Regions from separate parts of the Homo sapiens genome. Here region 2 is linked to region 1. The links are chromatin loops, found by intact Hi-C in ENCODE. Cell type or tissue: chondrocyte. All regions are shown on one strand. Each heading gives the region's core, and the rest is flanking DNA. Links, peaks and the distances in the headings are about the cores only.

The links. Peaks named below come from ENCODE experiments on the same cell type or tissue, not always from the same donor. Only the 100,000 strongest peaks of a DNase experiment are listed, where the experiment ranks them.
Region 2: it touches region 1 in a loop (9-fold over the local background); 7 of 110 quality-filtered maps call a loop at or near these places.

The regions. Positions count from the first base shown.
Region 1 is chr5:154,172,770-154,187,977 of GRCh38, forward strand. LOC124901118 (a long non-coding RNA gene) reads right to left here. Exons shown (of 2, transcript XR_007059010.1): 2 at 2,211-2,312. Among named protein-coding and RNA genes, the nearest start is that of GALNT10, 10 kb to the right of the region's middle. In chondrocyte, for the core only: CTCF peaks have their summits at 7,527 (motif pointing left) and 7,755; no DNase peak of the experiment used is centred there.
Region 2 is chr5:152,524,471-152,539,678 of GRCh38, forward strand. No RefSeq gene overlaps it. Among named protein-coding and RNA genes, the nearest start is that of NMUR2, 130 kb to the left of the region's middle. In chondrocyte, for the core only: CTCF peaks have their summits at 8,346 (motif pointing right) and 8,570; no DNase peak of the experiment used is centred there.

The DNA.
Region 1 (15,208 bases), core at 4,027-12,026:
AAAATACACATACAAATTGGGTGACTACTATAGAAAACAGGACATTGACTGAACTCTTCTGGCCTGAGCAGCTCTTTTCCCGCCCCATTCAAAGCTCCTCCCCCTTCCTTGCCCCATCTTCAGCCTCAGTTTCCCACCACCCCACTTTGCTTCCTTACTTTCCGTTTGTCTTGTCACCCACTCTTAACTGCCTTAAGTAGGCCTTGGTGCCCTTGAGTCATTCAGTCCCTGGGCCCAGGAACCTGTTGCAATGCTATTATGAGGCCTAGGCCAAATATCAGGCACATGTCTGGGGTAGATGGTGTTGCATCTGGGCCTGCAGGCTGATGGATCTGCCACAGAGCAAGTGATTCCAGGGGTTCCTGGAAGCACCCACATCCCTCTCCAAGGCACCTTTGCCTCCTCAGATAAGGGAATGCTCACTGCACGAAGGTCCTGGGATTCAGATTCAGGGAACTAGGACTCCTCCCGGACGCTGCTGCTGTCAGGCTGTGTGACTATAGATAAGTCACTTTGCTTTTCTGAGACTCAACTTCCTCCTTCATAAATGAAGAGACTCTTCCATCACTAATGAGACAGATGTACTCTCAATCCACCACTGTTTCCAGATCTGATGATTTTGCCTACCCAGCACCCATCCATCCTTCCTCTGAACACAGGACTCTAATTTTCCTTTGAGACTCATTCTGCCCTACTCTCAGAACTCGAAGACTTAGGTGAGAGTTCACTCCTTATTCTGGGGGTAAGCAAGTGACCCAGACCTAGCCAGTGAAACTCGGAATGAGATTTTTAGTGAAGCTATTGAGAAAGAGAAATTTCCCCTGGCATTGCTAGCTGTCGGGATAATGTAAACCTAGAGCTGCTGGCAGGTGCCTGTCATCTGGAGAGAGTGGCCTGCCTGAGGGCAAAAATCATGAGTAAGAAGAAGAGTTGAGAGAGAAAGACAGAGAGAGAGAGAGAGAGAGAGAGACAGAGAGAGAGAGAGAGATTGTGGTTTGATGGCATCCTTTAAACACATGAAGTTCACAGCACTTGCGAAGTCCCTGGACTTTTCAATTAAGTAAGACAGCAAATTTCTGTCATCCTTTTCCTCTTTTTTATGCCCAAATCTTTTTTAAGCTGGTTTTCTGTCACGTTCTGTCTTTGAACATTGTTTATCTTCAAGAAAGTCTCTCCCATGTCCCTTTTTTTTCTTAGCAAACACCTATGCATCATTTAGGATCCTCCCAAACATCACCTCCCTTGTGAGCTTTTCCATGTGCCCTTTAGCAGAATTAGAAGTTCCTTTCTCTGGGCTTTCATAGCAGGCTGTAGTACATTCCTACAATAAAACCCTTATTGCATTATATCAAGTTTTTTCCATACTTGTGTGTTTAGATCCCTGTGTTCGAGTGCTTGTTTGTCTTTAAATTCCCAGTGCCTAGATCAGGGGCTGGCACACAGTTCATGTTTGATGAATGAGGGAATGAATGAATACATAACCCAGATCCTCCTGCTATGGCATTAGCCCTCTTTATGGTTGCTCAGAAGAAATAGAAACCAATTTGTTACTCTGCTCTATGTGGATTAGTCACACTTTAACTAACTACAGTGTGGTGCAATGTATTTACTGAGCTCAGTAAATGCTAAAAACAATTTCAATTTTAATGCTGAATTGTCAGTGCTTTTATACACTTACCCTCCCTTGCTACCCATCCCTTTTGTACTTACTCTGGAGGTCACTTGATGCAAGAGACTGGGAGTTAACTTCCACTCAGCTGCCTCTATGAATCTGTAGACCTTTCTCATCTTCATGATGAAGGGGCTGAATTGGATCAGTTGAAACGTCTAAGACCCACAGAGCTATGGCGACCACTCAGCCCTAGCTTGTTATTGCCATGCAGGAAAACAGGCCTAGTGTTGCCAGATCTTGCAGTGTGTGTGTGTGTGTGTGTGTGTGTGTGTGTGTGTGTGTGTGTAATTTTTATAGATCTTGCAATTTTTAAGAGAAACCAGGAGTGTGAATTTTTATATAAAATGCATGCTTTAAAAAATATTGTGTGGGCCTAGGCTGTGAAGAACCAGGCACTCTCCTACACTGCTTGTAGGAGTGCAAAAGGATAGCTTTACAATTGAAGATGTGTTTATCCCTTAATCCAGCAACTTCCACTTCTAGGAATCTCTCCTGAAGATTCACCTCCACACTACAGAACAAGCTGCACACAAGATTATTCATTATTATGTTATTTTAATAGCCAGAGATTGAAAACAACTCCAAATGTCCATCCATAGGAGACTGAACCTGATTCATTCACACTGTGGAGTACTTGCAGCTGAAAAAGAGAATGGGAATGATCTCTATGTATTTATATGAAGTGATCTCCAGGATCATTTATGTAATAAAAGCAAGATCCAGCCCCATATACAGAGAAGTGTTTTTCAAACGCAAATCCCCCAGCTGAGGATAAGACATTTGCAAAGCCCACAGCATTGGTTTTTCCCTAGGCAAGCTGTGCAGATGAGGGCATGGGCAGTGTAGCTCCCACTGAGTGTATGTGTGTATATGAACATGCATTCAGTAGGTGGCAGGAACTTCCTACAGGGACAAGCAGCTCAGAGAGCCATTGGCAAACCCAATGTCCCACTAGGAAAACATCCTAGAGGAATCACGCTAGTATAACTTTGCAGAAAATGTTGGACCTGGATTCAAGGAGTAGTGGCTTCTAATACCAGATCTTCCCCTAACAGCCAACAGGTCTTTTCTTCTTCCTCCCATCTAATGTAGTTGTTATTCATGTGCTCATTTCTACAATGCCTTTTCCACCACTAGACTGTGAATCCTGGGTGAACATCTGCTTGCTCACCACCCAATCCCTAACATCTGTTACAATGCCTGGCTTGTGGTAGGTACTCAATAAATATCTGTTGAATGCATAAATGAGTCAATGAGGTGATGTTCATAAAGAACTTAGCATAGTATCTAAGCATGGTTAAATCTTCTATTAAAGGTAGTAGTTGTTTACTTAATATTAGGATGATGCTGATTACTAGTTGTTTGACTTTAGACAAATGAAATCCCTGAGTCTTGGGGATATGGTTTGAATGTGTGTCTCCTCAAAATCTCATGTTGAAACATGGCCTCCAGGCTGGGCACAGTGGCTCACACTTGTAATCCCAGCACTTTGGGAGGCAGAGGCAGGCAGATCACGAGGTCAGGAGATTGAGAACATCTTGGCCAACATGGTGAAACCCCATCTCTACTAAAAATACAAAAAATTAGCCGGGCATGGTGGCAGGTGCCTGTAGTCCCAGCTACTCAGGAGGCCGAGGCAGGAGAATCTCTTGAACCCGGGATGAGGAGATTGCAGTGAACAGAGATCGCACCACTGCACTCCAGCCTGGTGACAGAGCGAGACTCTGTCTCAAAAAAAAAAAGAAAAAGAAAAGAAAAAGAAAAAGAAAAATATGGCCTCCAATGCTGGAGGTGTGCCTAGTGGGGGCAGATCTCTCATGAATGGATTGGTGCCCTCCCCATGGTTAGGAGTTCACAAGAGAGCTGGCTGTTTAAAGAGCCTGGCTCCTCCTTCCTCTCTCTCTTGCTCCCTCTCTTGCCAAGTGACACACCAGCTCCCCTTCCCTTCTACCACGTTTGAAAGCTTTCTGAGGCCTCACTAGGAATGAATGCCAGCACCACACTTCCTGTACAGCCTGCAGAACCCTGAGCCAAAGTAAACCTATTTTCTTCACAGATACCCAGTCTCCGGTATTCTGTTATGGTAACATAAATGAACTAATACATTTGGTTTCCTCATTTGTGTTATGGATACAATAATATCTATCTCCAGGTTTTGTTGCTTAATAAGCTAATAATATATACAGATCACACACTGTAAGGTTTCACACATAAAAAATACTTAATCAGTGGTAGAGAGTGATGTCACCAAAATGGTGGAGTAGAAGCAATCTGGCTTTACTCTCTCCCACTGAAAATCAAAATCAAATACCCAGCACCTAGATTATCACCAGCAATATCCCAGAACTCAAATGTGAGGATGAGAAATTCCCTGGGGCCACAGAGATGTAAAAAAACCCTGAGCAAATGGTAAGAGCAGACTCCTATATCTACAACACACCTCCACCAGTAAGTGGGGGCTGTTACTAAGGAAAAATAGGGCCAGATGTAATGGCTCACACCTGTAATCTCAGCACTTTAGGAGTCTGAGGCAGGTGGATTGCTTGAGCCCAGGAGTTCGAGATGACCTGGACAACAAAGTGAGACCCTGTCTCTACAAAAAAATCAAAAAATTTGCTAGGCATGGTGGCGTGCACCTGTAGCCCCAGCTACACAGGCTGAGACAGGGGGATCACTTGAGCCCAGGAGGTCAAGGCTGCAGTGAACCTTGTTCACACCACTGTACTGTCACTTGTCATCATCCTGGTGACTGAGCAAAAAAAAGAAGAAAGAAAGGAAAATAGTATAAAATAAATAAACAAAAGAATCAGGCAAATCTCTTAATTGATGTTGAAATGACAGACGCGTTGCCTCAAGAGCCTCTCTCTTGCACCTTTCCCTGTCTTCTAAGATATGGTAGCTATCCATTCTTCAACAAGTGCTGGTCGAACAGATACTATGTGCTAGGCACCACACCAGCTGCTAAGAGCAGCATTAAAACAATGAGTAATCAATGGGTATGAGTTTCTTCTGTGGTGATAAAAATGTTCTAAAATTGATTATGTTGATGGTTGCACGCAGCTGTGAATATATTAAGACATTGACTTGTACACTTTAAATGCGTAAATTAATTGTATGACATGTGAATTATATCTCAATTAAACTGTTAGTTTTTTAAAAAAAGAAAGGAACAATAGACCTGAGTCAACCACATTCTATCTGTGTGATTTTGGGCAAGTCACCTGACATCTTTGCTTCAGTTTTCTCTTTTGAGAAGTAGGAATAATAAAAGAACTACTTCATGGGGTTTCAATGAGGATTAAAAGAGAAGACATCTGTAAGGTGCTAGTTAGCACTTGGTATGTAATAAGAGGTCCATAAATGTTAGCCAACATCATCACCCTCATCTTTATTAGTATATAATGCTAAAATAGGAATATACACAGTAGTATGAGAAAAAAAGAGGAAGGAGTTCTTAGTCAAACTGGATGGGAAAGTGAAGAAGTGATGGAAGAGGAGATGGCATTGAAGCTGAGTAAGAATTCATCAGTACAAGAGGATGTGAAGGGTATTCCTGGAGGAGGAAACAGCATGAGCAAAGGCATGGGGGTGAGAAATAGCATTATTAAGGTAATGAGCGACTAGCAGTTTTGTATAAAGTGTAAGGCCAGCAACTCGGACTTTACTGTGAGGACAATAAACCTCCAGAGGGAAGCAACATGGCAAGTTGGCATCCCAGAATGGTCACTCCAGTGGAGAGGATGAATGTTAGGGAATGCAGGACAGAAATGGCAGAGGAGTTAGGAGTGAGAGATACAACAATTCAAGCGAGAGATGGTAATGGCTACAACTTGGACTTTGAGTCAAGAGTATCAAGTATCAAGGCCAGGGCTCCTTTGGTCGTAAGTGACAGAGTCACTCATAACGTCAGGGAAGGCGTAAACTCCAAGGCAGGGGCTTCAGTCTAGTCAGGCATCCCAGAAACCAGAACTGGAACTGGAAAACCAGGAGGCAAGGTGATTCTCTTTCAGTTTTCTCTCTCAGCATCCCTGCCTCCCATACTTGGGCTGCACTGGCTTCTTTTGACTGAAGCACTTCCTCTGTTACTCCTGGTTTCTGCCTTCCCATATCTTCTCCTTCAGTGTGGCCCAAGAGTAATCTCCACCCTTGTGCTACCTGAACTGCCACCTTCAGAGGCCACCACCAGCTGCCTTCTTCCCTCTGTGTCACTGGATTCCAATTTCTGAGATAGAATCTGAATGGCTCAGCTCATCCTTTTGAACTTGCCTTAGGACAGTTCAGGAAAGTCATAGGTCAAGGACCAGCCCAGAAATGAGGGTGGAGGCTGTCTACAAAGTAGAAAACGGAGTCATTATAAGTAGCAGGTTTCTGCTCAAGGATTCATCTTACAGGCACCTGAAATATGTCTCATATAATAGGCCTAGAGGGGAAGGGATACATTTAAAATTTATTAGGCAATAAAACCAGCATTATTAGGTAATTGTTTGAATGTGGGAGGGGAGTTGACCCGGAGGCATGGATGACATCAGGGGTTGGCTTGGGTAACTGGTTGATCTCTCAGCTCCACTTTCCCCTGTGTTGGGACTGTTTTCAGGTTCTCAAGAAGCTTTTCCCTTGATTGAGTTAGGGTCTGCAGGAAACGAATGGCACTCTCACACTGGAACATTGGAAGAGAGTTTAATAGGAGGAAAATGGGGCAGGGTATAGTGTAACCATGAGGGACGGGGCAGTACCATGGGGCCAGAAACAGCGTGTGATGTCCAGCCCTAGCCCTGAAGGGTGAGGAAAGGGGCAGTTATTGGAATCTAGAAAGGGAGGACTGTTTCAAGAAGCCTGCGCGATGGGAGCCATGGACTTTTGTGGAGGACACAGACAGCCTGCGGCAAAGTTGCAGCAAGGGAATGGCGGGGGAAAGAAATGCTCTGACCTGGCTCTTCTCCCTCCCTCTGAAATCCTGCCCTGGCTCCTCAAGGGCTAAACCCAACAGGAAAACATAGAGCAAGGAAGCCCACTGATGTAGTCTACACCGCCTCCCTGGGGTGGGGAGAAGGTGCGGAGGAGCCGAGTCAAGAGGTCCAATACACGCCTCACGGTGGGGCTCACATCCAGCTCGCAACAATCCGCTGGAAGAAGCCACTACTTTCTTGATAGCCTCTATACAAAAGCCACGGAATTGAACCTCGATTGTTCAGATTCCGTCCCTGGACCAATCACTGCAGCTGAAGGGGGTTACTGCTCTGATTGGCTAAGTTCTGAGATGCAGAAGGGTGAATCTTCAAAGAAAATCAGGGTGTTGTTAACTATCCAGATAAAAAGAACACTACTGCACATAATGGGGCTCCTTGAGAACTTTTGAGAGGAGTTTATCAATCCTGCTGGAGAGATGGGTGGGGGTGGGGGAAGAGACCAGAGTGCATCCGTGAAGAGGTGAACCCAGTCATAAGAGATAGAGACATCTCTCTTCAAGCTTCACCTTTTTATTTTGTTTGTTTATTGTGACAGAGTCTCGCTCTGTCGCCCAGGTTGGAGTGTTGTGGCGCGATCTCAGTTCACCACAACCTGCGCCTCCCAGATTCAAGCAATTCTCCTATCTCAGCCTCCCAAGTAGCTGGGATTACAGGCGTAAGCCACTGCGTCCAGCCCAGCCTCACCTTTTTAAACAGGGATGAATCAACCATCTGTGGCTCCAGCACTCACCAGCAAGTTGTTAAACAAGTTCAGCCTTCTTGTCAAGAGTGCAGACCCCTCGTTGGCAGCAAAGACCACCAAGCCCTGCTTCATGAATTCATTCCTTGCAGTTAGACCTAGAAGCGACTTCTCTGGACCCACTGAAGTTTGCTGGAAGGTGCCACCTAGTGGAACAATAGAGGACCTACCGCTTGGACAAAAAGAAACCTTAGCAGGATTTTAGAGCCCTGAGAGCCATGTTGGAGCAGTGGTTCTCTCAAACTTGGCTACAAATTGGAATCATGTAGGGATGGCTGAGTCTGACTCCCAGAGATTCTGACTTAATTGGTCTGGGATGCAGGTTAAGCATCCAGAGCTTTTAATGGTCCACAGGTGATTCTAATGTGTAGCTAAGGTTCAGACTACCGGGTTATAGAGTATCCAATCCTCTTACTTTACAGAGGTGCCCACAGACTGCAGCCGTTCTTCCAAGAGTCTCAAACTCCTAGGAAGCCCCCTTTGGTCCTGTGCCCCACCACCTCTCTGTGTTTTGTATACCTTTTTTTTCTTTTGTACAAAAATGAAAAGTAATTAAACAGAAAGCACTCTCGTTTACCAAGCCCTGATACTTTCATGGCAGTGCCAGGAGGAGGATGGCTCCCTATACACCTGATATTTGTATCTGACCCTACTGGCTAATGCTCTGTTTGAGATGGGTCCACCCAATGACATAGTATATTTATTCTTTGTTTGAGATTTGTGGCCTTCTCTGTTTGCTCTTTCAAAGTGTATCCTACTTGAGGTACTTTTGATATCTACTGTCTTGATTCAGTGGTGTTCCTTTATAGTTGACAGGATTGATTTAATTGGCATCTCATTGTGGAAATGACAAAGTAGGGTCTGGGAGAAAAAGAGAAAGGGAGACAGGCAGTTCCCATCTAGAGGTCATTTCAAATAGGTGTTGGGGCTCAGAAAAGGACACCCCAAAATATGGCACTTTTGCATGCTGACTCCTTTGAACTAAGGAGACTGACAGCCCTCAGAAATAAGCTTCAGAAGTAGAGGAATTAATGTCTTAGACTCCTTCTCTGAAATCTATGTTAACCAGAGAGGAGGAGCTCCTTCTGCAGGAGAGGAAACTAAAAGTCTCCAAGCCCAGATACCACACACAGACAGACTTTTCACCTGTTCTTTCAACTACTCTTCTGAGGGTTGTTACCTGAGAGACTTTATCTGCATAATAAGACAACCTTTGTTCACAGTGCAATTCTGCCCCCCGCCTTTTCATAACTTGTCACCACCTCTGAGGAACTTTGTCCCAGGTTATTGTCTGTTCTCCAGGCTCATTCATCTCCCTTAAAAATCATTTACTCTTCTTCTAAAATTGCCTACATCCCCCACTTTATTCTTTCTTATGATGAGGGTATTTAAGCTTCAACCATCTGGCCCTTCTTTGAGTTTCATATTTTGTGTGGCTCCCATGCAAATGGCACATTAATAAATGTGTAGGTCTTTTCTCCTGTTAGTTTGTCTATTACCAGTTTATTTTGGAGACTTAAAGACTCAAACTTTCAGAAGGGGAGGGAGAAATTCCCTTCACCCCTACATAGGCATCCTGCAAACCCTTTCTTTGCATTCAAAATAGGAGTTGAAGTGCCACTAGATGCAGAAACTGGATTGAATCCCAAGTGGTGTTCCATGTCTGCCCCCACTTTTCCCATCCTACCTTGCAGGATTTAGTCACAGAATTTTGAAATTAAAAAAGACCTTAAAGAGCATCCGGTTCAACTGCTTTATTTAATACAACCATGTTCTGTGTTTATCTAGACATCTCTCCTTCCTGCTGCCATTACACTCACAAACCCACACATGATAAACCTGAAGCTCAGAGAATTTGAGTGACCTGTCTGAGATCACACAGGAAGCTAGAAGCAAAGTCTAGGCTGATTGAGGCTGACCAGGTACAGGTGGGGAAATTTCAGCTCCAGGAATTTTTTTCTCTTCCTCTGTATTATAAGTTTGAGCCTTGTTAAATGACCAACCTGGCGCAGATAGAAATTTGGGTCATTGAGACTAGTGTTAATGAGTTTTCTGAATACAGATTTTAAAGAGGTGGGTGTAGGATTATTAATTAATTGACTGATCGATTCATTTATTTCTCAGATGTTTGTTGAGCGCCTATTTTGGGGTAGGTACTGTGCTAGGTATTGGGGATATGCCAGGGAATGAAAACACACATGGCAAGTGTGAAAGGAAAACAGACTTTGGGACCCCAAAACCACAAAGCCAAAGGGAAAAGTCAAGCTGGGAACTGCTTAGGGAAAACCTGCCTCCCATTCTACTCCCACACAGATAGCATTTCCCTGATGAAATATGATGTGGAATATTTTTTTTTTTTTCTCAGACGGAGTCTCACTCTGTCACCCAGGCTGGAGTGCAGTTCCATGATCTCGGCTCACTGCAATCTCTGCCTCCTGGGTTCAAGCGATGCTCCTGCCTTAGCCTCCTGAGTAGCTGGGATTACAGGTGCATGCCACCACGCCTGGCTAATTTTTGTATCTTCAGTAGGGATGGGGTTTCACCATGTTGGTCAGGCTGGTCTTGAACTCCTGACCTTGTGATCCGCCCGTCTTGGCCTCCCAAAGTGCTGAAATTACAGGTGTGAGTCACTGCACCCGGTGATGTGGAGTATCTTTTTAATGTGCTTGCTTGTATAAACCAAAAAGTATCTGAGACAAGTCTCAATCAATTTAGGAAGTTTATTTTGCTAAGGTTAGGGACGTGCCTGTGACACAGCCTCATGAAGTCCTAACATGTGGCCAAGGGAAATGCAAATTAAAACAGTGAGATACCTCTACACACCTGTTAGAACGGCCAAAACCCATAACACTAACAGCACCAAGAGCTGGCAAGGATGTGGAACAATGGAAACTGTCATTCATTGCTGGTGGGAATGAAAAACGGTATAGTCACTTTAGAAGCCAGTTTTCCAGTTTCTTGAAAAACTAGAAAAACCCTTACCATATGATCCAGTAATTGAATTCCTTAGTATTTACCCAAAGGAGTCAAAAATTTATGTCTACACAAAAACCTGCACATTGATGTTTGTAGCACCTTTATTCATAATTACCAAAACTTGGAAGAACCAATATGTCCTTCAGTAGGTGAACGGACAAACTGTGTTACATCCAGGCAATGGAATATTATTCAGCACTAAAAAGAAATGAGCTATCAAGCCACAAAAGGACACACGGAAGGACCTTGAATGCATATTGCTAAGTGAGAGAGGCCAATCTGAAAAGGCTACTCCATACTGTGTAATTCCAACTATATGACGTTCTAGAAAAGGCAAAACTATGCAGACAGTAAAAAGATCAGTGGTTGCTGGGTTAGGGTAGGAAGGATGAATAAATGGACACAGAGGATTTTTAGGGCAGTAAAACTGAGGCAGGAGAATAAGGCCTGGAGGCAGGGAACCTAAGGACTTCGTAGAACTAAATCAAACTGAAAAAGCCCAACTTTCTAAGACCAAGTAAATAACTTTGTAACTCTACTTCTGCTATGACAGGAAACATCCTCTTCATTTGCATAGGATGTACACCAAGTAAATAACTTCGTAACTTCACTTCAGCTTCTTCATTTACATAGGGTATACACCAAGTAACCAATGGGAAACCTCTAAAGGGTATTTAAACCCCAGAAAACTCTGTAACCAAGCCCTTGAGCTGCTTGTTCGGGCCCCCTCCCACCCTGTGGAGTGTGCTTTTGTTTTAAACAAATCTGTTTTCTTGCTTCATTCTTTCTTTGCTTTGTGCGTTTTGTCCAATTCTTTGTTCAAAACACCAAAAACCTGGATACCGTCCACCAGTAACAAAACTACTCCGTATGATACTATAATAGTGGATATGTCATTATACATTTGTCCAAACCCATAGGAGGTATAATACCAAGAGTGTATCCTAATGTAAACTATGGATTTTGAGTGACAATGATAATGTTAATGCAAGTTCATCAATTGTAATACATATAATACTCTGGTGGGGGATGCTGATAATTCAGGAAGCTATGCATGTGTTGGGACTGGAGTATACAGGAAATCTCTGTACCTTCTACTTAATTTGGCAATGAATCTAAAACTGCTCTAAAAAGTAAAGCCTACTAAAAACAAACAATACCAAAACCAAACACGGTCTGTCTCTGTCCTCATGGGACTTACAGTCCAGTGCGGGAGACAGATATCAAACAATGACCCAGCAACTGTAAACATTGTGACTGTTAAGGAAAGGCATTGCTAAGAGGTTCCATAGCTGGGGAGCTTACTCTGTTTAGGGAGGTTGGTCAGGCTTCTCTGAGAATGTATCATTTGAGCTTGATGATGCCCAAGGAAAGAAGAAGCAAGAAGGCTTTAAATTTGCAGGAGACACAGAAGTCCAACACTTATAGCATTCTGGGTTTTGCTTGCAGTCAAGCAGACCTCTCTCATATCAACCTGGAAATTATATCATTATAGAGTCATAATTATTCTCATTTTTCAGATGAGGAAATTGAGTAGCTAAGGGACTTGGCCAAGGTGAAAGAGAGTTAGACTGACATGCAGACCTGTTGGTCTGCAGATCTCTTGACTTGCTGACCCATTCTACTTTTACATCTTCTCAGCTCAGGGCTGGTCCAGACGAGCCTGAGGGTATAGTTCTTGACAAATGGGGTCAGTAACAAGGGACCCTAAAAAAGCCAAGGTGAGGACATCGAGTAGGAACGCTTTTCATATCCTCATCAGGGAGATTGAAGGCCTGCGCCTGTCACCTCTCCTCTGGTTGACCCTTCTTGCTGAAGTATATTCTGGGGGGATACTGAAAGACCTGTTGTTACTGATGACAAGATAAGAAACCGAAGAGTGAGCAAGAGAATACGCAGCTCATTTAAAAAACAAAACAAAAAAAGTAAAGATGGGAATATGGGGAAAGAGAGGAGCTTCTCATTCATCAAATGTATGTTTTAAGCCCTTTCTGCGTGTCAGGCACAAATGTTCCAGGATGGAGGAATATAGCAGGCAATGAGCAGACAGGGCCCTTGCCCCATGCAGCTGATATTCTATTTGGGAAAGCCCAATAATAAACAAGTAAATAAACACATAAATGAGACTATGGCAAAGAGGGATATGTATGCACTGTGAAGGAAACATGGCAGGATGTAAAGTATGGGAGAGAGTGCCTGGGTAGTTAAGGAAGGTCTCTGTAAAGAGGTGATATGTAGTCTGGGACCTGAAGGATGAAAGGGAGCTAACAGTGGAGGAAGATCTGGGGAAACAGCTGGCAGAGACAAGAGCTAATGCAAAGGCCTTGGGGCTGGCATGGGCAGAGGGCCTTCAAGGACCAGGAAGAAGGAGAGTGTGGCTGCTTTGGAGCGAATGAGGAGAGTAACAGGAGATGAGAGCAGAGAGGCACAGGCCAGAGCAGAAGGTTTTGCCTGACAGCTGAAATTCTGTTCATCCCTCTCAACGCTCCTGTGTTGTTGAGCTTTTATTTCACCCAGCTACTAGTGCTTACATTCGACCAGGGTCTGCACGGTAAGCCCTTTATGCACATTATCTTATTTAACGCCCACAATAGGCCTAGAGGGCTCAGTCTGAAAGTAACATTTTTTGTTCAATTTCAGTCAATGACCAGATCAGTTCTCCCAGGAAACCAGCCAGAGCTAACAGACTGCCCATGTCTCAAATGGTATTGTCTCAGCGAGCGGAATAAAGCCCCAGAAGCCCACCCCCTGCCTGGTGCATCCCATATTGTACAAAGTGATCAAAGAGTCCCTGGATTAAAGCTGGGTTCTTGGGCTAGAGTCCTCATTGGGGCCAGACTGGGCTGGCATGCAGCTTTGATCAACAAGTGACATGAGAAAAAGCTCAAATCCAATTTTGTGCAGAATCTTCTAAGGAGCTAGAAGAGGGGATGGGAAGGAGAGAGATGCTGAGTATCTTCCCTCCTGTACTTGATCTTCACTGCTATACAGTACTTCACTCAACAGGGGCTTATTGAACACCTACTGTGTGCCAGACCCAGGAAAGGCCACAGCTTAGTTTGTGTGGCTGGGTGGGAATATGAGTTGAAATCCACACACCTTGGCTCTGTTCTGGCTGCTTTAGCACAAGGAGAGGGGGGATCCTTTCTGTAAGTTCTTCTGCCTGGAAGGAGCACCAGTTTTCTGATTCACAATGAAGGGAAATACAATTGTGCATGGCTTAGTGATGGGGATACGTTCTGTGAAATGTGTCAATAGGTGATTTCTCATAGAGAACATCATAAAGCATACTTGCACAAACTTTGATAGGATAGCCTAATACACATCTAGGCGACACGGTATAGCCTATTGCTCCTAGGTTACAAACCTGTACAGCATGTTTCTGTACTGAATACTGTAGGCAATTGTAACACAATGGTATTTGTGTATTTCAGCATATCTAAACATAGAAAAGGTATAGTAAAAATAGAGTATTATAGTCTTATGGGAACACCATTGGTATATACAGTTCATTGTTGACTGAAATGTTGTTGAACAGTACGTGACTTTATGTGCTGACAGAGGCACGGAACACCATAGAAGGCAAATACAAAGTTCCTGTCTGTTTGGAACTCACATTCTAGACAGGGAGACCAAAAATGATACCTGCTTTGGAGAAAAATCAAGCAAATGGAGATGGTGGTGGTGCTAGTTGATATCTTAGATCAGCTGGTCAGGGAAGCTCTCTCTGAGGCAGGACCCCTGATCTGGTTCCTGAGAGAAGGCGGAGAGAGAACCATGCAGAGGGGTAGAGGAAGAGATTTCTAGACAAGGGCACAGTAAATTTGCAAAGGCCCTGAGGGAATCATCAATTTGGTATACATTTGAGGAACATAGCAAGACCAGTGTAACTAGAAGAGAAGGAAAGAAGGCAAAAATTAGAAGTTGGGTCAAATAATGTAAGGCCTTATGGGCTGTGGTAAGGATTCTCATAGATTGTAGGTTGTTTTCTGTTTATTTGTTTTGAGAGACTTGGTCTTGCTTTGTTACCCAGGCTGGAGTGCAATTCTGTGATCATAGCTCACTGCAGCCTGAACTCCTGGGCTCAATCCTCTCACCTCAGCCTCCAGAGTAGACAGGACTACAGACACATGCCACCATGCCTGGCTTCATAGACATATTCTAACATGAAGAGAAGCCATAGGCAAGTCCCAGCAGCAGAGTTAGCCTTGTGTGTGTAAAAAGAACATTCTAGCTGCTCTGTTACCAGCACTGTGCTCAGTGCTATAGTGGCACCTAAAAGTTTTTTGCAACATTATTTAATTACATAAATACTGTGTATCCACTGCAGTATAGAAGACATAGGGCTATTCATAGCAACATTATTCACAGTAGCCAAAAGGTAGAAAGAACCCAAATGTCCATCTACTGATGAATGAATAAACAAAATGTGGCATACATACAATGGAATAGTATTCAATCTTGAAAACAGGAATGGAATTTGGCTGAGCGTAGTGGCTCACACCTGTAATACCAGCACTTTGGGAGGCCAAGGTGGGAGGATCATTTGAGGCCAGGAGTTTGAGACCAGCCTGGGAAACATAGCTAGACCCGGTCTCCACAAAAGATTTTTAAAAAATCAGCTGGGTGTGGTGGCATGGGCCTGTAGTTCTAGCTACTTAGGAGGCTGAGGTGGGAGGGTGGCTTGAGCCCAGGAGTTTGAGGCTACAACCAGCTATAATCCTATGACTGCACCAGTGACTGCACCACTGCACACCTGCCTGGGCAACATAATAAGACACTGTCAAAAAAAAAAAAAAAAAAGGAATGAAACTCAGATACATGTTACAACATGGGTGAATCTAAAAAATATTA
Region 2 (15,208 bases), core at 4,330-12,329, 1.6 Mb before region 1:
TTACAGCTGCATGCCACCATGCCCAGCTCATTTTTGTATTTTTTGGTTTCACCATGTTAGCCAGGCTGGTCTCGAATTCCTGATCTCAAGTGATCCACCCACCTCAGCTTCCCAGTGTGCTTGGATTACAGATCACCATGCCTGGCCTGTTATTTTTTAAACCTATCTTTTCTATTTCTGTATTTTTGTTCTACTTTCTAGTTTTTCTAAACTTTGTTTTCTAGCCCTTTTGTGACTTAAATTTCTGCTGCTATTTCTAATATGCAAGAGCTCTGTTTGGCTTTCAGCAACTTAACCCTTTTTTATATTCTCCACTTGATTTATGGATGAAAAATCTGTTTTTGTTCTGAATATATTTGAGATTATCAGTGAGATTTTGTTTAAGCTTCATCACAGTGCATAGTTTTGGCTTTCTTCTGTCAGTTGCATTTTATATTTGGGGTTTGGATCTTTGTAAGAGGATTTTCTCAAATGTTTTAGGATCATTGGTGGTTTTTTTCTTATTAAAGACAGGCCTGTGAGATCGGGCAGAAGTGGTGAGCCTCAGGTTGGAGCTAGTCAACAACGGACTTTACTGAGGTTGATCTGGAAGGACTGTGTTCTTGGGGGATCCCCCAAATGTCAGTGCTTTTAGGTCTTTCCTTGCACACCTATCAGGTTCCCCAAAGAAGATTTTTTCAGTTTGAGAACCAAGAAGGAACAGAGGTCACTAGGACCCAATATTCAACAGTCACCATTGACAACCTGGAAGAAAAAACACCAGTAATGTGTTTCTCTTTCAGAAAATGAACCTGTTACTGTCATTCACAGCCAAAAGGCAATGTATCTACAAGTGGATCTTATTTGGATGAAAAGAAAGAAAACTCGCTTTGCAATAAAGATGAATGTTTTATAAATGCACTGGATTAGAAACTGCTTTTTACAGGTTTGAGACTGAGTTTTGTGTCTTAAAAAGTGTGTGACTCCTGATTATCTAAAAGTGGTAAGAAAAGTCTCAGACTACAAGAATTTTCATTCAGGGATAGAAAAAGAACAACATACATTGAGTAGGAAATTGCTGATAGAAGAAATTGGAGACAGAAGTAAAGTAACTTATATGATGACTACCTAGTTTCTACTTCATTGTAGAAGTTAAACATTATTAAAAATTACAGTTAATCAACATATTAACCTTCTCTACTAAAATCACAGGGAACTGAGAATGTGTTCTCTCTGATGACTCTACTTTTAATTTACATGTAATTTTTACATAGCATTTATATGTTTTTGGAGCCCACAAACTGACATTATTATTTTATACAAGGTTCATACCTATTTTCACATTTACCAATTTGTTTGTTCCCTTGTTAAAATTTCAGAACTACTTTCTAGGTCATTGTTCAAGTTTTTATAATCATGAAATATATCCTTTGAAAATTTCTTTATTAAGGTTCTACAGTTGGCAAGCTCTTAAGAATTATTTTTCCGAAAATATTTAACTGGTTTTATTGGATGCATATTTCTAGATTGACATTTATTCTCTGTCTTTCATTTTTGCTATTGAGAAGCTTATTGCGAGTATAATTGTTGCTCTTTGCCAGAAACTGATCTCTTCCCTCTGGTAGATTTTAAGTCCTCTTCTTTGATTTTAATGTTTTGCAGTAATACTACAATGTGCCTTGGTGTGCCTTTTTTTGGTGACTTATCCTACCTGATGCACATGGTGTTTAATCTTTGTTTGCATTGTAGTACTGCTGCTTTTAGCTGCGACTGCTTTCTAGGGAACTTCTGTCTAATCCTCTGCCATCATGAAAGGAAGCAATGAACACTTGCTAGAATTTATGGGATAATAAAAGAGATATAACTATTGGAGGAAATGTGCATTGGGTCCTGAGTCATACCTGAGAAAGGGAAAGTGGTCCAGGACATAACTGAAGTCCTCTCTGATGATGAGTCAAAAGGGGTGCTGTTCAGAGGACAGCCTGGCAGGAAAAAGGAAGCCTTACATTAAGAGGCTGTGGAGTGCTGTGGAGTATACTTTGGGGAGCAGCCAGCTGGAGGAGAAGTACCCCTACATCAGGGAGCTGCAATTGGAGAGACCCAACAGTGAGGACAAGATGCTGGAGAACTCCTGGAAGCATCCTCCCCACATCCTCAGCTATGTGTCTCTTGTCACCTCAACTGTTTATCTCTTTGTCCTTCTGGGTTGATTAAAAATACCTTTAAATAACTCTAAAAATATCTTAAGTATCATTTTGGTGAGGCTTTAGGAGAAAACAAGAATAAACATGTACACAAAGATTCTTAAATGTTTTTTAACACTTAAGTTATATTTCATGTAGTATTTGGGAGAATTGTTATTTGTAATATTGAATGTGTGTTATGGCACAGAATAACCACACACTTGCAATCCTATCCCCCAACCTAAGACACACAACAATACCATTGTGGCAAGATGCCTGAGCACATTCCCCTTGGCATCCCCTTTTCAAGCTACTCAGAGAATCCCCTCCTAAATGTGTTTTCTTGCTTTTTTTGTTTAATTTCTTGGTTTTGAAATATTATTATATCTTTACTCTCTATTTGATAATTTCAAGATTTGAAGTCCTCTGGAGTCTAAATTTGCTTAATCTCATTTATGGTTTCTTGCTTCCTCATGTATTTATTTCTGTTATTGTTTTACCTTTCATGAAGTCATTTAAAGCTGAACTTATTGAAGAACACTAAACGACCAAAATTTGGGATGCATTGTTCTGTGGTGTACTTGTGTTTGCTTCTGCTGGACCTCAGGAGATGCTACCACATAGGGGCTACTTTATTTCCTTGGCTTGGGATTTCTTTCTGACCAGAAAGATGGTATTCATTCTAACTCCAGACCCAGGTGAGAGCAGGCCAAGAGCTACAGTTCTCAAGGGAAACTGCATATGGAAACAATTGCAGCCAGAATTCCCAGTGGCCTCCCTTTGCTGGTAAGCAGACTCTTGCAGGGTATAGTCCCCCTGTGAACCCCTGGCTTAATGTAGGAGTCTAAGTTCAGCTCCAGTACTTCTCAAAGGCCTGGAGTTGCTCATTTCCGATTTCCCTTCCTGTTTCAGCATTGCCTTGAAAGCAGTCCTGATTTATACATTTGATTGATGCTGTGGTGTTAGTGCTTTGCTTGTTCTCACTGGGTTGCTTTCACTGTTACTGTTTATATGGCCTTATTTTCTTGAGTGCTTAGCAATGAACTAAAAAAAATAACACATTTGTCATAACTTATCTAGGTCTCATTAAGGAATCTAGTTCACTATATTGCTAGAAGCAAAGTCTATACTTGAAATTTTGCTATCCTTTGTAATATAAGAGCTATTATGAGAGAGGTTTGCATCTCTCTGTTTTGTTCAGTTACATTTCAGGAGTTGCTAGTATTGCTGATCCCATATTTCCTGTTTCACTTTTGCTTTTTATTCGAGTTTCATTATGACTAAAAAATAAAGTCAGTTTCTTCCTTTATAATTTTGTTTAAAAATTTTTCTTAGTGCTATATTAGGCGGCTTAAAAAAGTACTTGAAAAGTTTATATTATCTCTTTACAATATATTTACTATATTTTTGAAGTCTCCTTAATAATTTTTTACTCACCTGAAAGGTCAAGTTTTATAAGAGATGAACAGTTTCCTACTTTTTTTTTTTTGTAGATTTTACCTCCACTGTCTGTAGATGGTACTTTATAGATATCAATATTATATCTTTCAGTACTAAAAGATTGAATGATAACCGTGTCTTTATAGATTATAACCTTAAACATTATAAGGAGATTTTCTTTAATCAACACTTTTATGATATAAATAACATATGGAAATGGAAGAAGTTCCCTTATCCCTCTCGCAGGGCATGTGACAGGGGTGTGGCTTGCTTCTTCAGTTCCCCGCTGCTCAAACCCCTGTGGGGAACATACAGGCAGGTCGTGGGGAGAATTTTTGGGCTCCGACCCCATGGCAGCATCTAAGGTTGAGTGTTTACAGCTCCTGAAGCCCCAGTGGGCCTGTGTTACAGTGTGCTCTTTCAGCTTTGCTGTCTGCAGGCGGCTTGTGTTAATCAGCTCAATTAGACCCTCTGCCTTATCACAAGGACAGAGGGCTTTCTGTGTCCTGGGTTCCTGCCCTGGTGTACCGAAACAATGGGATCACATGTGAGCTTGGAGGATGGGTGCAAAGTTTTATTGAGTGATGGAGGTAGCTCTCAGATTGGTGGATAAGGAGCCAGAAGGGGGATGGAGTGGGAAGGTGGTCTTTCCCTGGAGTCGGGTCACCCAGCTGCGGGACTCTCTTCCAACTGCCTCAGATCGAATTCCATGTTGTCCCGCCGTCAATGGACTGCCGGTATCTACTGGTGTCTGTCAGTGTGCTCTTCTGCTCCTCCTGACGTCCAGCAGCTTGTGTCTGTGCTGGCTATGGTCTGGGAGTTTTTATGGGCACAAAATGGGGGCCAAGGCAGGCCAGAGTGGTCTTGGAAAATACATCATTTGAGTGTGAAAACAGGAGTGCCTGTTCTCACTTAGGTCTGTGGGCACAGGACTGAGGGTGGAGCCCTTACCAGGGACACTGCCCTTCTCTGTCGAGCACTTCTCTGCCCCCCTCCCATATCAATACCAACTTTGGATCAGACAAAGCCAAATAAATACCCCTAACTGATCACATAGGATGCCCCACATTTAGTAAATGACCTACAGCCTCCCCAGACCACTAGCTTACAGTCAGGGCACACCTGAAGTGTTCCAGTGTATCCACTCTAAAGCTTCTCCACTGCCCTGCCTGCCTTTGAGTCTCTGTTAAAACACTAGGGGTGGTGGCTGGCTCCCTTACTACAGCAAGCTCTGAACAAATAGGACTTGCTTGTTGTCATTGGGTTGGTCTTCATTTATTTCCATTTACTGTTGTATCATAAGGACTAGGTCAGAGAAAAGAAGCAGGAAAAAAATGTGCCTTCGTGGAACTCACATTCAAGTGGGGCAGTGATGAGAGGAGACAAACAGCAAAATGTAATAAGTAAGCAATATAGAAGTATGGGCAAGTTATAAGTGCTATAAATAAAAGACATGGGAGCTGGGGGAGGAGATTGCAATTTTAAACAGGGTTGTCAGGGAAGACTTGCTAATGAGGTGACATTTGAGCAAAGCCTGCTAGGAATGAAAGAGTAAGTCACACAGAGGCAATGGGGGAGGGGAAAGCATTTCCAGGAGGAGCCTCAAGGCAAAGGCTTGGAGGCAGGAGGTGCCTGGCAGTTTTCAGAAAAAGTAGGACTTGTGGCTGGAGTAAAGGGAGAGGGGAAAGAGAGAGGTGTGGTCAGAGATGTCAGGCAGCCAGAACATGGAGAACTTTGTAGGTCATTGGAAGGACATTGGCTTTTAAGCCAAGGAGATGAGAAGCCTTTGAGCAGGAGTGGCAGGACTCTTGTTTTAAAAAGATCTCCTGGCTGAATGGGCACTGTGGCTCATGCCTGTAATCCCAGCACTTTGAGATGTGAGGGGGGAGGATCACTTGAGGTAAGGAGTTTGAGACCACCCTGGCCAACATGGTGAAACCCATTATCTATTAAAAATACAAAAATCAGCCAGATGTGATGGTGCATGCCTGTAATCTCAGCTACTGAGGAGGCTGAGGCAGGAGAATCACTTGAACTCGGGAGGTGGAGGCTGCAGTGAGCCAAGATTACACCACTGCACTACAGCCTGGATGACAGAGTGAGACTCCATTTCAAAAACAAAACAGAAAACAAAACACTCCTGGCTTCTGTATTAAGATTAAGTAGAAGGATCATACGCCCTGCCTTGTGCAGGACGATCCTAGTTTATGCCTATTGTCCTAGCCCCTTTCACTTTCAAAAATGTCCCAAGTTAGAGGATGAAACACAGGATCTCCCTAAGAATAAACAACTAGGGGTAAGGATGAAAGCAGACACAACTAGGAAGCTGGTTTAATAATCCTGGTTACAAATAGTAGTGATGTGGAAAAGGGTGATGGCAGGGGAGGTGGTAAGAAATGTTCAAATTAGGCTTTATTTTCAAAGTGGAGCCAATGGGATTTCTACATAGTTCAGATGTGCGGAGTGGTAGAACGAAATGTTAAAAATGACTCTGCTGGGTTTTTTTGTTTGAGTGAAGAGAAAATGCATTTTTGTTAACTTAAATGTGGAGAAACTGGGACCTAATTGTCAGGGGAAGACTGGGAGTTTGGTTTTGGAAATTTTGTTTTTGGGTTGTCTATTAGATAATTGGGTGATAAAGAGTAGCCTCTGGAATGAATTTGGAGTTTAGGGGAGAAGTGCAGGGTAAATGTGTTTTCTCCATTTATTGAGTGCAATGTTTTACAAATATGCAGTTCCCTGTTAAAACTAAGTAGGCATAACTCAGCTATTTGCATCTAAACTGTCCCAGAAGTCAGGGCCTGATATCTCTTTTCTTCCTGTTTCAGTAACCACTTCTGTACCTTATGCTTTTAAGATACTTTTTTTTCTCTTTCTTTTCTTTTCTTTCTTTCTTTCTTCTTCTTCTTTTTTTTTTTTTTTTTTTTTTTTGCAATTCTAGTGGGACTCAAATGTAACACACTTTTATTGTTAAAGTCTAACAACTTAAGCAGAATTGTGATTTCAGACATTCTTAAATTTCCCTGGAAAATGAGAAACCTGTTGGACCTTCAGATAAACTCTTGCCTTCACTTCTAAATTATTTTCTTCCAATACCTATTTGAATATTTTTTTCTATTGCAATTAGTTTTTCTTCTTTTTCAGGGGAAGCAATTGTTCCTGTAATGGTCCTCTAGTATCTGCTCCCGTCTACATAGTTATATTTTTCACTAATCATTTTTATTTTGGTCTTTTTTGACTTCAACATTATATGTGATTTTTTCAAGCCTGCCTGCAACATCACTGACTTACTATTTTTCATAAATGCCATTTCTGCTTTAACTCCTCATCCTTTTAGACAGTATATGCAATACCAGTATTCCTGTACTGTTACTTTTCTTTTTATTGTGTGTTGTGGATTTATTTCATGTTTTAGAGCATTCATATTTCCTTAACAGGGAAAAGCAGTTGGAATGTATTATTTTCTTTGCTATCTCTCGTATTCCATATCTCTTTCATTCTTTCAGAGGTTCTGTATTAGGTTATTTCTTCTGCTTACCCGTCATTCAAAATGGGCAATTCTATTCAGTCCATAATAGTAAATATGGTTATTGAATGAGGCAGATTAAGTAAACCTCCAACAGAAAGCAACTTTATTCTTTTACTATTGCTGTTACTCTGTACTGTGTCAAACCGCCTTTCTATAGCCCTGACAGTACCTTGAGTATATTCCATAGCTTCTGATGTCACTTGTAGTAGTAATAAACTTCTCCAGGCATCCAGGCATCCTTTTCCAGGCATCCAGTCTAATATCAGCTTCAAGAGTTCTTCCAGTTTTTGCCTTTACCCCTTTTCTGTTGAGCCTAATCCAGGCTTGGTTACCAATGGAGAAGGCGAGGGATGGTTGGACAGCTTGGACATTTGCTCACTTGTGCTTAACAGGACTGCTCTGCCTCCTGTATGACTACAGGTAGGGCTGTGAGATAAGAGAAGAGGCATTAAAGTCTTATAGGACAGACGGGGTTGTAATCCCATGTTGATGCTCTCCAGCTATGAAGGCCGGCCCTATGAGGCTTTTGTGTAGACCCAACCTCTTCCGCAGAGGCATCCTGAGTCATAAGATGCCATCTGGGACTGTCTGCTGCTTAAGGCTCCTCAGTTGTGTCTAACAGTATGAGGTTATACATACAAGAATACATATTACATAGCATTGTTAGCGGTTATTATTACTCTTGTGAATGGTACTATTGTTACTACTGGTATGAGAGAGATTTTAGCCTCTTAATTTTGGCTAATTCTATGATGTACTTGTATAAGACAGGTGATGTTTAAATGAGAAATCATAACTAACTTTACTTGGCACTAGATATTTGAGAGAAATTGTATGTATTTATTTGTAGATTATATTCTGTTTTATTAGGGAGGAAAGAACTTAGAGGCTGAGTTTATTTCCATCATTAAAACAAAATAGATAACCAAGGCCCAGAGAGAAACAGAGGCCTGTCTACTCTCCAGGCACTAACAGTCAGGACTGGAACACAGAACTTCAACTTCTGTGTAGTTGTCCTCAGTTTCTGTGCTTTCTCCTTCTGAGGGGAGGTGCTCCGTACTTCAGGACTGAGTGTAGATCTCACCAGATTCTTCCTGCCCTCTTGGTGGGTAGCTCAGTTCTGACACATGCTTTGATAGATAATGCAACTTTTCCTTAAGGAACAAACCTTACCCTTTTAGTGAATGTTTGTAAACCTTTTAAGAATATAGCCACCAGATGTCACTGTAGGCTAGCTTATGCCAAATAAGACTATTGTATCTGTTGTCAGATTTGCTTTGAGGAGAAAATGGGATCGAATAAATGCTATACATCCTAATGTTTTAGCTTATAAGGGAATTTCTAGGGCTGTTTTGAGACAGACCACCAACCATGAGAACAAAATGCGAAAGAATCCTACAGACCCTGGTCTCTTGGTAATTACAGTTTAGTGGGATGTGCAGGAGGAGTCATGTGCAAAAAATTACATGTTACCCATCCCTTTTGCTTGCAAGTGAAATAGACCAAGACAGAAGACATCAGAGTGAGCGGAAGAAACAGCTGACAACATCGAAAGGGAGAAAATTGCAAGAAGTCTTGATGGATGTCTTAGATTTGGGTCTGTAGAGCGTTGAACCTGGAAGACGCCACTTGATGGTTAGAAAGGGGTGGGAAGGAAGGCAGAGTTAAATGTACAGCAACGTAAATGAGTGAAATGCCTGGACTTTTCAGAAGAATGGGAAGAGACTAGTTAACCATTCAAGATGGGATAAGTCCAAGAATGGTAGCGTGTAAGGCTGGCAGTGTGGCCTGGTGGGACAAACACAGTTTTTACAGACAGGCCACCTGAGTCCAAATCCCAGCTGTGGCACATACTAGTTGTTGGAACATACTCTGGGGCATGTTACCAACTCAAATTCCTCATAGAGAAAGTGAGATGATAATATATTCAACTCATAGGATTATGGAAAGATTGAGTTTATATTTTTACAGTGTTTAGAAAAGTGTCTAGCACTTAAGTACTACATTAAGTCTTTGAATAAATAAGTTTCTGTATAGCACTAGGCATAAGAAGTCAAAATAAGGTTAATGATTAAAAGGCAATAGTTTTGTATTATTTAAGGAATATTTATCTGGAAGTGAAGTGAACATAGGCCTGAGATATACCCAGATCAGCACCTGTTCACTGAACACTATGCCAGACATTTAATGGGTGTGGAATAAATTTTAAAAAACCTATAATGGTGTTGATAATAATTTCTATGTACTGAGCTGTAACTAGGGTCTAGGAACTAAGTTTGAAGTACTTTAAATGCATTACTTTAATCTCCAAAATTTGTAGGGTAGGTTATTATTATTTCAGTTTCATAGATTAGGGAAGTGAGACCCAGAGAGAATAATTAATTTGTTCAAGGTCATACAAGCAGTAAATAGCAAAGCTGAGATTCAAACCCAGAACCTGATCATTTAACCACTGCTCGAAGTACCTAAAAGACCTTGAGGCATACTATAAAATCACATTACTTTAGAGCCAAGAGGGACTTCAGTTTGACTGACTCGTTTTATGGATGAAGAAACTGAGAATTATAAATTTTAAGGGATGTATTCAATGTCATTTGGTTGAGGGATGGATGATATAAGAACTTAAATTTTCTGTTCCCAGTCCAGTTCTGAATATAAGGGGTTTTAAAAGTAAACAGGAAGTATCAATCCAGCGTATTATTATTCAAAGAGACTGTGCTAGATCTTTTATTTGTCTTTTGCTGACATTTTTTTTGTCTTGCTTCTGGTATAGTGTGAACTCTAGTGTGTTATAGTGGTCCTTGTTGTTTAAGATCTTTTTTCAAGATATAGAGTGGAGTGGAAACCCGCCTGGAGAGTATATAGTATTTAGTTCAAAATGTGAGTTACGTAGTGGACCTCAGACAGTAAAATCAGCTTCCTTGTCATCAGAGAATTCCAGGCAGGATAAGTTATCAACCTAGAATAATTCATGGAAGTTCATGTCCTCTACCAGGTCACAGTAATTGAAGTTTAATAGATTGCAGGCAGTGGAGGCAGAAAGGTGTAAACACTAATACATGACTAATTGTTTATTCCAACATATACAATAGACTGAAAATGAGTGTGAATTATAAATATGAAAGAGAGAGTAGATTAAGCCTTTGCATGATTAATGAGAAGTATATGTTGGAGAAAACAATTGTTAGTGTATGAGTGTTCACAGCTTTTCTTCCTTTACTGCCTGCCAAGTGGAATTCTGCCTGCCACGCTGTTTCTGGGATTCATTGTAAAAGCAGGATTGTGGGTAAGAGAGCTAATGGAAGTGAGCACAGATAGGCTGGATGGATTTAGTTTGGAATGAGCAAAGATGTCTCTTAGAAGAGGGGAAAAAACCAAGGTGGGTGGGATAAGAAAGATAAGAGTCAGCTTGGGGTGGGTTGAAGAGAGTTTTGCAGTTTTGAATTACAGTCAGTTGCTTTACTATGATAAATGAGGTTTAGATGCAATAGATGGATACAGAGAAAATCTTAAATTGGTAGGAGTTCTGAAATATACCTGCTATGGTTTGGATGTCCCCTCCAAAAGTTATGTTGAAACTTAATCCTCAATGCGGCAATATTGAGAGGTGGGGCCTTTCAGGATGATTGAACCATGAGGGTTTTGCCCTCAGGAATGGATTACTTTGTCCATAGACTAATGGATGATCATGGGAGGGGAACTGGCGCTTTATAAGAGGAGGAAGAGAGGCTTGAGCTAGTACGTTAGCACACTTGACCCCCTCGCCATGTAATGTCCTGTACCACCTCGGAACTCCACAGAGAGCCCCCACCAGCAAGAAGACCTTCATCAGATGTGGCCTCTCAACCTAGACTTCTCAGCCTCCTAACTCTAAGAAATAAATTTATTTTCCTTATCAAATCACCCATTTTTAGGAATTGCATTTTAAGCAATAGAAAATAGACGAATATAGTATTTCCTGGGATTTTACTACAAGGAAGCCTGATACAGACTCAAAGGACTCCTTAATTAAAATTTGAACATTAAAATAGTGGTTTTTCTAAATGTGACACCAAGCCATGTACTAAGTCAGAGGCTATCAGATTGATCTGGTCTAAATGTGAGGGGGAAATACATTTGTGTTGTACCTTAAACTCCTAGTAAGATCTTCACTTGTGTAACATCCTACTATACAGGACACAGTTTCCCAAACTGTATTCCTTGAGTCACTTGGATTAATTTTGTTAATAAGTGTTTGTACAATAAAGTTTTAAAACTAATACACGGTCTCTTCCATTCTGAGTGTCATGGAGCACATTAACATAGTAAAACCACCCAGAAATTCAGTATAACAAGGAAAAAATTTACATTTGACCACTGTTTTTCAGACTTAAGAAAATGTAGAACACCTATTACTTAACATCTTATGGGAATATTGTTTCATGGAATATTGTAGGAAATGCTAGTTCAGTTGAAAAAGTGTAGGTTTGGATAGCTGGAAACTAATTCCCAATTCTGGCCTTGTAAACTACTTAGCTGCAGTCAGTGCTACTCAAAATATGACCAAGGACTGCCAGTTTGCATACTACCTGCTATTAGACTGCACTACATAAGAAACTAGAATGTAATGAAATGTATAAAATAAGCATACAATTTAGTTGAGCTGGGGTTATTTGTAGCCAGACTTCGATGAAGGAAGTCATAAATGCTGATTTATATTCCATTACAAGTCTGACACTCTGAGTAGTATTAGCTGCAGTGATTGTAGTAAGTGACTTGATCTTTCTTTCCTTTTTTTTTTTTTTTTTTGAGATGGAGTCTTGCTCTGTCACCCAGGCTGGAGTGCAGTAGTGTGACCTCAGCTCACTGCAACCTCCACCTCCTGGGTTCAAGCGATTCTCCTGTCTCAGCCTCCTGAGTAGCTGATATTACAGGCACGTGCCACCATACCCAGCTAATTTTCGTATTTTTAGTAGAGACGGGGTTTCACTCTGTTGGCTAGGCTGGTCTCGAACTCCTGACCTCAGGTGATCTGCCCGCCTCAGCCATTTGTCCATAGATTAATGGTGGGATTACAGGAGTGAGCTACCATGCCTGGCCTCACTTGACCTTTCTGATTTAAATTTCACTTTCTCTCAAATGATTAGGTAGGAAAATAAACATGAAGATTCAACCTATTCTGAGTTCTATAACTCTAAACCTGGTAATCTTCTGGGAGCCTAGGGTCTTGGGAAAAAACTGAATATCTCTGTTGTAAACCTCTGGCATAATCCATGAGAATGATAAGGTTTCGACCTGCATCTTCACTTCTAAACTAGGAAAATGGAGACATTTAATATTCTCTAATTCTTGTCCTAATGAATGAACAGTAATGCTGATCTATATTTTATTGTTTTATTGTTGCTGTTTAAAGTCTATAGATATTATAGATAAAGACACAAGCTGATCATCAACTTCAGCAATGTTGGCTAGTACTTAAATTGTGCTTGCAACAATGGTATATCTGTTTCTCAGACAAACACATTTTGTTACAGGCCATTCTGGCACATTCTTGATCAGAGGTAAAGATAACAAAGATAATTCCAATATGGATGAGGATTTAAAAGCAGCAGGATACTCTGGAAGGGTTGCAGGCTTTTGCATCATGTAGACCTGGATTTATATTTCATCTCCATTATGTACTACCTCTATGACCTTGGGAAGTTCTATTAACTTTCATGGGTATTCATGTTCCCATCTATAAACCTGATAAGTGTGTTATGATGATTACATGAGATAATACTTCTAAAGTTTTTATTATTTTTGTAGATTTTTAAAAATAAGAAAAATATATGAGTTACAGAAAGGAGAATTACAAAATTAGAACAGAAGTGTTTAGGGAAAACAATGTGCAGGTCATAAAATGATGGCCACCAAAATACTGATTTAGACACAAGAATAGAGTCCACTAAAATCACTTGAATAGTAAAAAGTGAGCATAACTAGAGGTTTCACAAGTTCAGAACCTGTGTTCATAGGTCAAAGATAGAGTCAACAGGGGAAGCCTAGGCTGGAGTAAAGAAAATATCAGCCTTATGAGTTAAAAAATGGCTACATTAACACTCTCTATTCTATTCTGTCTAGACTAATAGCATTCTTCAAGTGGGAGAGAGCTAATAAAGATAGCTGTAACCGACCTGTATGGTGACTGGAATAATATTCAACAGGGTAACCAGCCTGAAGGTATCAGGTGAGTCAATCAATATATAAAACTTAACTGAGTTGTTGTCACCCTGAATAGTAGAATTGAGTTCATGTAATCCTAAGTAAAATGGTTAAACCCATTGGGACTTATAATTGCAAAAGATCTCTCAATTTTAAATAGGAAGGCTGCAGATTTTTTTTTTTGCCTCGTAATAACTCATATTTTTATAGTACTTCTCAATTTCCAAAGCACGTTTGTGTGCATTGTTTCAATGGAGCATTATGACAGCTAATAAGTCTCTGTGTGGTATAGCTAAGGACCCCAAAGCCCAGAAAGGTCAAATGATTAGCATAAGGATGCACAGCCAATACTTGGAAGAAGCAAGATTGCTATTAGAGATCTTAAGTCAACATAACTTAGCTTTTCCCAGAATGAAACAGTGTCTCTCCCTGAGAGTGAAAGTTATCAGTTACCATCCAGCCCGTTCACTTGTATTAGATGGAGACAAAGTCTCCCTGAAAGGATCAGTAGAAGTATAGTTGTTGACAGACACAGGATTCACAGCTTAAAGTTTCTCTTTCCAAATAAGCCACTTAATTGTTCTTTATTCTAAAATAATGGCCAAATGTGAATATTATTATTTCAGAATACTTAGAAGAGGTCACATGAGTTGAAAGATAAAACTGCAGGCCTTTATTAGTCATGGGTTGTTTAAGTCAGAGAAGATATGTACAGTATATTCAAGGTACTATTTTCCATTCCCATGACCATGACAGTCATAGATAGTCAATTGTGATATTCTTTCCCATTGGATCCAGATGAGCTTCATAGTTCTTTTCAATTTGGTGTTCTAGTCAGGCACTGCTAAGTGCTCAGAACTAGTCTATTTTCCATGTTGCTGTAGGCACAGACATGCTTAGAGGTTTGCCTGAGCCTTTTGATCTAAAACCATCCTTGAAACCCCATTTTCTTTTCTAGGTGATATTCAAAACAATTTTATTCTCTTTATTATGCCTGACACTTATTAACAAAATAGCCTGTGTTATTAAAATTCATGCAAAATTATGTAAACATTCCAAAGAACATGACATTTGCACAGAAGCTGACAGACTCGGTACTTTGTTTTTTCTACATCTTTGAGGATATTGTCGTTTCTGTTTGTAAGAAGACACAGTAGCCCTCCAGTAGTCATTCGTGAATTTCCCTCTTCAAAAGCATAATTGCTATGCACTTACTTCCTGTACTTCTAAGAATTAATTTTATTCTAGGGACCCAGTGAAGTCAATCATTTACTTTAGAGAAGAAAATTTTTCTACTTTATTGTTCATTGTTACTAGCTCAGAAACCAGTTATTTGTTTCATAAAGTGTAAGGCACTGCTTTAAATTGGAATCTCACTTCTACACCATAATTGAGTTCTTGGCACTCAATGTAACAAAGCAGTATAAGACTGTAAAGTTGTTTTAGAGCTAGGAATGAATCAATCACTCAAGGAAACTTTCTTGAAATAAATTTGCTTATATTCTCAACTTTATTTCCCTTTTACTGTCAACCCTCAGCCTCTCTTCATTCTGGTTTCCCTAGGGGGCAGGGGACTATAGAGGGCAAATGTATATGTTGGAAATGTTATTCTAAGTTATTCCATTACCTAAGTCTCATTCTTCCCTGCAAATGAGACCACTGATGTGATGGAAAAGATAATTAAATTTTAAGTTAGAAGACATTGTTGTATTTGAATCTTGGCCTGCCACTTTTTTCCTAGGTAAATTTAGTTATTACTCAAGACTTACTGGTTTTCAAGTAACAGAAACCCAAATCACACTGGCTTTAGCAAAAAGAGGGGGTTTAGTTCATATATCTAAGACTGATTCTGGCTGGCTCCAGGTATAGCTGGATCAGCATCCCAAGAACTATT